Regions from separate parts of the Homo sapiens genome. Here region 2 is linked to region 1. Evidence: chromatin contacts called from ENCODE Hi-C data. All regions are on one chromosome and are shown on one strand. The core of a region is the stretch at or near the end of the contact, and the rest is flanking DNA. Distances in the headings are between cores, read along the strand shown.

Evidence for each region. Hi-C counts contacts between places; a loop is a spot of excess contacts on that map. Pooled maps may share reads with other maps.
Region 2: a pooled map shows a loop between it and region 1 (22-fold over the local background). The contact joins two enhancer-like sites. A Hi-C loop is called at or near these places in 2 of 37 single-sample maps with no recorded cell type and 9 of 50 pooled maps.

The regions. Positions count from the first base shown.
Region 1 is chrX:124,215,589-124,219,882 of GRCh38, forward strand. No RefSeq gene overlaps it. Among named protein-coding and RNA genes, the nearest start is that of TEX13D, 110 kb to the right of the region's middle. RefSeq lists an enhancer at 1,389-3,149. Within about 2 kb of position 2,108, at least 10 of the 41 ENCODE cell types and tissues checked have a DNase peak (open chromatin) inside an H3K27ac peak, as active enhancers do.
Region 2 is chrX:125,292,173-125,296,164 of GRCh38, forward strand. No RefSeq gene overlaps it. Among named protein-coding and RNA genes, the nearest start is that of TEX13C, 26 kb to the right of the region's middle. Within about 2 kb of position 2,424, at least 2 of the 41 ENCODE cell types and tissues checked have a DNase peak (open chromatin) inside an H3K27ac peak, as active enhancers do.

The DNA of each region.
Region 1 (4,294 bases), core at 858-3,357:
GCTTCTTCAGTATCATCTGAATTATTTCTCTGGGTTCAGTCAGTTTCCCAGAGTGGAATCTTCCAATCTTCCGCTTGGCATGTGTAACCTGGCTGTCAGTATTTTGGGAACTGAGTCAAGGATGGGGACTGGAGGTCTCAATGTTCAGAAGGCAGACTCCAACTTAATCCCAGTTTTCAACATAGCTTCTCAGTGGGCCCTCAGCTGTGCTTGGTTTAAATGTTTTCTCCCCTGCTGGGATGGAGGGAGGGATTTGGGGGCTGTTTCTTATCATCATGTTCAATCTATCATCCTGTTTTCAACTCCATACCAAAACTCCCACTTTCAGAGATAACTGGTACCCTCAAAACCTGAGCTTTTTGAGGTTTGGAGTATAAACCGCATCCTTGGGTTTTGGCTTTTTCTAATCTGCTAAACCACTCATTTAGCCATTCTCTAGTTTCCATATTTGCACATGTACACGCATGCACGCGTGTGTGCTTCTTGCTTATTATAGCCTCTCCCCCTTTTTCCTTTGTACTCACTGCATTTGGCCTTTTAATCCCCTGTTCTTTTTTTGTGGGATCTCAGGAAGGAGCTCAGATAAGTGCATGTGTTCAATTTGCCCAATTTAATTGGAAGTGAAGTTGTTTTAAATAACAAACACCTGTTTCATTTTAAAGCCAATCCCATGAACAAAAACTGGATTTCCTGGAATCATGAAATATTATAACAAAAAATGTTCATCCAGTCCATTGTTTCTTGTCTTTTTGCTACCAAGTATCTCTTTTATTATATTATATCTACCCCTCACTCCAACCCCACAATTGAAAAGATTCAGACTTCCAAACCTTAGTTTGGGAAACTTTGCTCAAGTCAATGCCCTCGTTTTACAGATGAAAAGACTGAGGCCAAGAGATAGAAGTGATTTGTTGAAGTCTAACCACTAATAAGGGGCCAAGTTAGGATGGGCACCCAAGTCTCCTACTTCCTCTTCTGCTGCTTTTCTATCTAGGATGTGAGATTTCTGACTGCCCCCAAACTGATGGGAGGGTGAGGGAAAACTTTCCTTCTGACTGTGGTTTTTCTTAGCAACATCATTACTGGCATTGAAACATTACTTCTTCTGGTGGCTAAGAGGAAAATGCTCTCCGCCACCTTGAAGGCCACAGGTGGCCAGACATTCTGGGAATCACTGGAGCTTTCTCAGGGCCACAGGGGAACCGTTTGTTTGAAATGTAATAAAGGTTCCTTTACACCAAACGTGGAGAAAAAGCTGCACTGGGAACACAACAGAATCAGCGTGAGAGGTCTTTTCTAGCCACTTAACCAGCCAATCAGCAAGGGGGCGCCTGCTGGGAACTCTTTCCTCTCCTGGAAGTTACCAGGGATACACGGGCTTGGCCCTGAAGGGGCTTCTGATCAAATTGCAGAGACCAGACAGCTTATCGAACAGCTTATAACCTCTCTAAAGGCAGGACCTTTCTTATTCTTATTTCTTGTGGGCCTCAGTGCCCCAGGCCTCCTGCTGGACACATGTTAGTTACCTATAGCTTAATTAAAGCTTCTTTGGTGCATTATTTCCTCTCCCCAAAGTGGAAATAATGAGCGAGTGCTGAGCTGATGTGACCACGTAGCCCCATTCCCCAAGGTAAAGTGACTACATACATTTTGTCTTGGAAACTCACTGCCTTCTGCAGAGTCCTTTTTCACTGGTAAAGGTTAAGTTTTGTTATTCTCCTGGATCTTTTGAAAACAATGCCTATAAATGAGGAAGCTAGCAATAAAACCCCTACTGTTTGTATAGGCTTTGTAGCTTACTGTGATCTAATTTAATCTCCTATCTTGTCTTTTTCCTCAGTGCTTTGTACACAAATGTTATTGATTCCCTCCAGAGGCAGCCATGTGTGGTAGAATAAACAGCATGAGTCTGGAGTTTTAGCACCCACCTCTTCAACGATCTGAGTGCTGTTAGGCAAGCTGCTTCCCCTCCCTAAGCCTCAATTTACCCGCATACAGAATGAGGAAAGGGTTTGGACTCCACAGAATCTGAGGCCTCTCTAGTTTCTCATTGGAGTGCAAGTGCCATTGTGTGGTTTCTGCTGTGGGCGTGGTTGTTCCAAACCAAAGGGCAGGGACAGGATGCAGTCTGCTGATCAGGGACAGAGGAAGAGAGACACAGCAGCTTTGCACATTTGTGGGTCCTTATTCCCTCTCCTTACATTTCCCAGACTGTTTAAGTTCATGATCTCAGGGCAGCGCCTGTCCGCCCCCTACCACACACATCATACTATTCAGAGTTTCTTTCCCAGGGTCTACTTTAAAGCCAGTAGATTTTCAGGGGTCTCAGATCTTCTTATTGCTTGCCCTCTTGACATCTGAGGCCTGAAAAGAATTTGGGTTGCCTGCCTAGGCAGGCTTCCGGAGGCCTCAGCCTTCTGTCTTCCGGGGCTGGGGGTAGGAGGGTGCCAGAGCACAGGCAGTCATTGTTTGGGTATTGACTCAAAGGAGAAGGAGCCACAATGCACAGGAAAAAGGATGAGCTCATGACAGCTAAATGAAAAGATTCTTATCTTGGAAACAGCGGTTTCTTATGCAGAACAAGGGGCGGCAATGTGATTGTGCCCAAGGAGTACATTCAACAACAGGGATTTCAAATGAAGAAGTTATTTTGCATACTTACGGGAGGAGCAATGGGCCAGATTGTTCATTAATTAAAGGGGGGGGGTGCTGAACCCCCTACACACACACACACACACACACACACACACACACACACACACTGCAGAACTTAAATAATTCATTCGCTTTCTCCTCTTTCTCCTCAGTCCCAGATGATCAGCTGAGAGACAAATGTTTTTTCAACTCTAGCCACCTCTGGAGAAAGGATGGGGGAGAGGATGGGGGAGGACGGGAGAAGGGATGTGGTGGGGAGGGGAGGGGTGTCACAGATAACTAGAATGGCAGTGATCTCTCAACCATTTCTATTTGGTGTTCAAATGTATTGTACGGAGCTGGTGATTTTTTGTTTCCTTTTTTTGCACCCAGGAGATTTACCTTTCTAGTTCTGTTTGATTTCACATGAAAGAAGTCTGAGCAAATCCCCACTGAAGACGAGTAGAGGAAAGGAGAGAAATGCAGAGGGTGCAGGTCAGGGAGGCCAGGAATATGTTCTTTGACCACAGTCCCTCTCTTTCCCCAACTCTGACACGTGGTCCCCTGAGGGGAAGGACTAGATCTGTGGCTGTCCTGGAAATTCCGGAATGTAGGTCACCCACTAAATGGGTAATGCCAGAAGTGGAGAGTAGAGTTGTATGTGGTTGCAGGTGGGAGGCATCAACACCGCCCACATATCTTTCCTATCAGCCAGACTGCTCTCCTTCTACCCCAGATCATCTTTTGATTTAGGAATAAGAATGGTTATCATCTATCAAGTACTTTCACATTCATTACCTCTTTTATTATCCCCTCTCACATGTGTTATACATGTGTGCCAGATACTTTCACATATATTAGCTTATTTGAGTTGCTCAGGGACCCTGGGAGATAGCTCGGTATTACTGCTCCTGTCTTAGAAATGAGGATACCGAGGCTCAGAGACACTAAGTAGGTTACCCAAGGTCACACGGCTCAGAAATAGCAAAGCTGGAATTTGAACCCACATCGGTCTTGTTATCAACATCTGTGCTCTAAACTGCTATGCAATGCTAACTCTCCTCCCTTTCCCTCATTCTTCCCTACATCCACTTTGCCCTACTGTTACCCAAAAGGCAAACTTCCCATGTAGTTGGCATTCTGGCAAGCAAAGCAAGGACGGAGGTCTTTCATGAATGTGAGACACTCCTCTCAACCATGCATACCATCATTATGGAAGGCAAATTAAGGAAGAAAAGCCTCATAGATCTCCTCTCTACCTCAGGCTCACAGATAGGATTAACTTCTTTTAAGTGAGGATTATTGAGGTATAATTTTCAAACAGTAAAATTCTCCTTTTAAAAGTGCAAATAAGTTTCAACAAACATATCCTATTATGTCACCACCAACACAATCAAGACAGGATATTTTTATTACCCCAATAAGTTCTCTTGTGCTTCTTTGTGGTCAGTCTGCTCTCTCCATACACAACCTTTGGCAGCCTCTGATCTATCTTCTATTCCAGCAGTTTTGCAGTTTCAGAATGTCATATTAATGGAATCATAGAATATATACTCTTTTAGGTCGACTTCTTTCATTTAGCATAACGCCTTTCTTCCTTCCTTCCTTTCTTCCTTCTTTCCTTCCTCTTTCTTTCTTTCTTTTCTCTTTCTTTCTTTCT
Region 2 (3,992 bases), core at 1,174-3,673, 1.1 Mb after region 1:
TCTTCTATGTTCTGCCAGCCAGGCTATGGAGTATGGAGTGGGCTTTCATGATGTTTATACATATATGGGCCTGCAGCATTTACTGAGTTATATTGTCTGAGTGGAATTTAAAATACATCATGGCTGTATAAACAATGTGATGAATAACATTAAAAAGTTAATTCTAATTAAAATCCCAGGGGTAACTAATTAGCATATGAAATGTCTTTATCTGAAGCAACACTTGGGGCTAATTAGCAGGTGAGGTATCTTAAATGAATACATCAACTTAGGGTTGGCCAATTTGCACAGGAATGTTAAAAATATTTTTTGATTGGAAAAAATAACAGTATTTTAGATATGTGATTGTCTGTGAATAGTGCAAGAGGACCAACCTCATTGGTATGAATAAGGTGTTGGAAATCTGCAAGGTGTTGGAAATCGGAAGTCTTGTGTCATAGGTACATTCCAGGACTGAAACTTATTGGTCTTGCATCTCCTTTTCACTGAAAATCTTACCCCTTGATAGGACGACAAGCTTCCACATTCTGCCATTTAGGTGAAAGAATGCAATTGCATTTGTTTTAGAGTAAACTTTTTATGCAAGGTGGACTTAAGGATAGAAAGAGGGGCCTCTTTTATCTATAAACAGGTTGTGAAGAAATGTGAGTACCTTTGTTGGAATTTGGTCTGAGGATTGTTTTCTCCTCATAGCCAGGTTTTTAGGGTTAAGGACAGATAGCCTCTATCTGTTTTTTAGTTACTGGTGAATACTAATTTTTATCAGAAAGACCTGACATTCACAGAATCACGAAAACAGGCTCAAGCCTGTTTGTTGTGGTGAAGAATTCATTGCCAACTGGGAACCAGAATCCACAATTCCCCAAATATCAAACTATCCATGATCAGAATGTTGGTGGTCAGTGGGAAGGAAGGAATTTATGTTCTTGAGGAAGAATAGTCAGCTAATGGTCGTATGGTTTCTATCCTCTAGAGAAAGTTAGAACAGAGCAACAATACTTTGCTTTTATTCCTGAATGCTTCACAAAGATGGTAAGGGTTCATTATTTCAATCAGCCAATACTTACTCTTTTCTTATTAGTCAACCTTGATTATATACTGAAATTGACTTTATAGGGACCCCGTCTTAGTCTATTTTGTGTTGCTGTAACAGAATACCTCAAATTAGGTATTTTTCTAATCAATGAAAATATTTTTAAAAACTTTTTATAGAGACATGGTCTCTCAATGTTGTCCAGGCTAGTCTTGGACTCCTGACATCAAGCCATCTTCACGTCTCAGCCTCCCAAAGTATTCAAATTACAGGCATGAGCTAACTCCACACAGCCATGTAATTTGTAAATGATAAAAGTGTATTTGACTCACGGTTCTGGAAGCTGGGGAGTCCAAGAGCATGGCACCAACATTTGGTGAGGGCCTTCCTGCTGCATCATCCCATGGTGGAAGGTGGAAGGGCAAGAGAGCATGAGAGCAAAACAGCAAGAGGGAGCTAAACTCGCTTTTGTTATAAGCCCCATCTAGAGATAAAAGAACTCATTTCTATGATAATAACATTCATCCATTTATGAGGGTGGAACCCTTATGACCTAATCACCTCTTATTAGTTCCTACCTCCCACCATTGTTACTTTGGGGATTAAGTTTCCAACATATGAAGTTTGGTGAACACATTCAAACCATACCAGACCTCTAACTTCTAACTGGTTGTAGATCTTGATGAAGACATTTCACAGCACTGCACTCAGTTTTGCTAGTGGTTTCCAAATTTCTCTCTCCTATCATTTGTTTTGCAATTTAACCTTTTCTTTTTACATCACAGTTCTGGAAGTTGTGTAACCCTAGACTCAGGCTAACAAGTAATTGAGTAATTGTGACACTGCTTTAACATACATAACCATTATTTCATTCAGGAAGTTACCTTTTCCTTCAGTCTATCTGAGGAAGTAGCCCTGGCTGCTCATTACTTCCTCCTTATGCTAGTCTCATCACTTTTTGGAGGATTTTATCAAAGAGATTATAAACAGACAAAACTTGATGACTGGTTGAATACTGGGAGTCATTTTGAAAGAGCAGTTAAATATAATGCCTAGGCTTCAAACCTAGGATTCCTGAAGTATATTAGTACCATTAATAAAAATGAAACTGAAAATAGGACCTGGCATAGCAGTCATCTAGAGTAAGTGAGACTGTATCTTATAGATATTATTTGCAAGTTATTGGACTAGAAGTGAGAACAAACTTCCTGCAAACATACTGCTTAATGAGTTCAAGAACTAAGGCTGTCAAGGTTAACATTACTTTACTATTTCAGGACATTATTGCCTAGGAAAATAAAGTTGCAACAAGGTTTTTATCTGAACAATAAGCTGATCAGTTAGCTGCCCTGCTCAAGGCAAGAAGTTACTCATCAGGGTAAATATCACCATTCTCAGGATGACAGATCACTCAATGTGCAAACTGCTTGCTTATCAAATGATTACTCATCAGGACACTTCAAAATTCTTGCTTTGCTGCATTCACCAATCTAAAAATCTGTGTTACAACTTTTTTTTCCGATTCCAGGCAGATCCCTTCTTTGAAAGACCTTCCTTAAGACAAATCCCAAAACTGTATGAAGATCTGCCCTTTCCCTTCCCCTTCCAAGACACTACTAAAAGTCTATCAAGGTGGTGTTTTCTCTTAATACAACACAGAATACATTCAACTTTGTCAGATCAACAAGATATTTTGGTGGTCTTTTTAGGGGTCAGCAGTCATAGATGTGATAGTTAAAGCTATGAAAATAAATTAGTTTTTTTTAGGGATACGCATAGCATGAGAATATAAAATGGCCTAGGAGAATGCACACAGAAAGTGAAAGGAAGAAGATGAGCCAAAGAAGACTATAACAAAAGAGAAAAACAGGATATTATTATAATTTAGAGCCAAGAAATGAGAGAGAACTTCTGTATTGGTAGGGTGATCATAATTGTCATGCATGAAAGGTTTAGAATAATGAGAATTAAAAGGAGACTGTGAAATTTGTTTAAAGGAAGTTTAGGAAACTTCAAAGAGAACAGTTAGGCATGGAGTGGATCTTTGGTTATTAAATGTGGCCAGTGGGTCTATACTAAATCTAAAAGAATTTAACTGAGAAAAGAAAGTGAAAATACATTACCATAGTTGAAAGAATCCCCTAAATCAAATTTGGCTTAGTGAAGCTTCCACTGGACTGGAGATATTCAAGGTAGTAGAGAAATGACGTAATGGTGCAAATGATTTAAACCAGACTTAAGCAAATTTTTTCTGTCAAGGGCCCTTCTGTCTGTGTCACAACTAGTCAACTGTGCCATCATAAAGCCAAGGAGGTAGCTAATACATAAATGAAAGAGTGTGGGAGGATGTGTTCCAATAGCACTTTGTTTAAAAATTGGTTGGCAGACTAGATATGACTCATGGACTGCAGTTTAAAGACCAGTGATTTAGACTAAGAAAGTGTTATGAAATAAAAGAAGTCTTTTGCAATCCAAATAGTCATGATAGTTGTCGATATTAAATACATTAACTGGACTTGAGCAACTATTCACAGTGTTTATAAAGAATGCCTGAAATTGCAGCTTCTGAAGACAGCTCTTCATTTTTCCCTAAAGAAAAATATTACAGAGCTGAAGCTGGCATATGATCTGTATGCATCTTGATCACCATACTGGATTATCCTACACTGAAATAAATAAGTCTTTGCGTGACACCACATTTTGCATAAAATGTATGTTTCCTAAATTAATAGCTTTTGTCAACTTAGAATTTTAATCAATGCATGCTACTTTGTTATTCAAATCTCCTGAAAACGAGAATAGAAAAAATTAAGATAATTAATACAAATTAACAAGATACTTAAGTTAATCCATTGAGTACTTCCACATTCACGTTTAGACTTACATAATATTAATGCCCTAAAAGAAGTTTGGATAGTGTTATTCTGAATAGGGAAGTAAATGACGGAAAAAGGATATT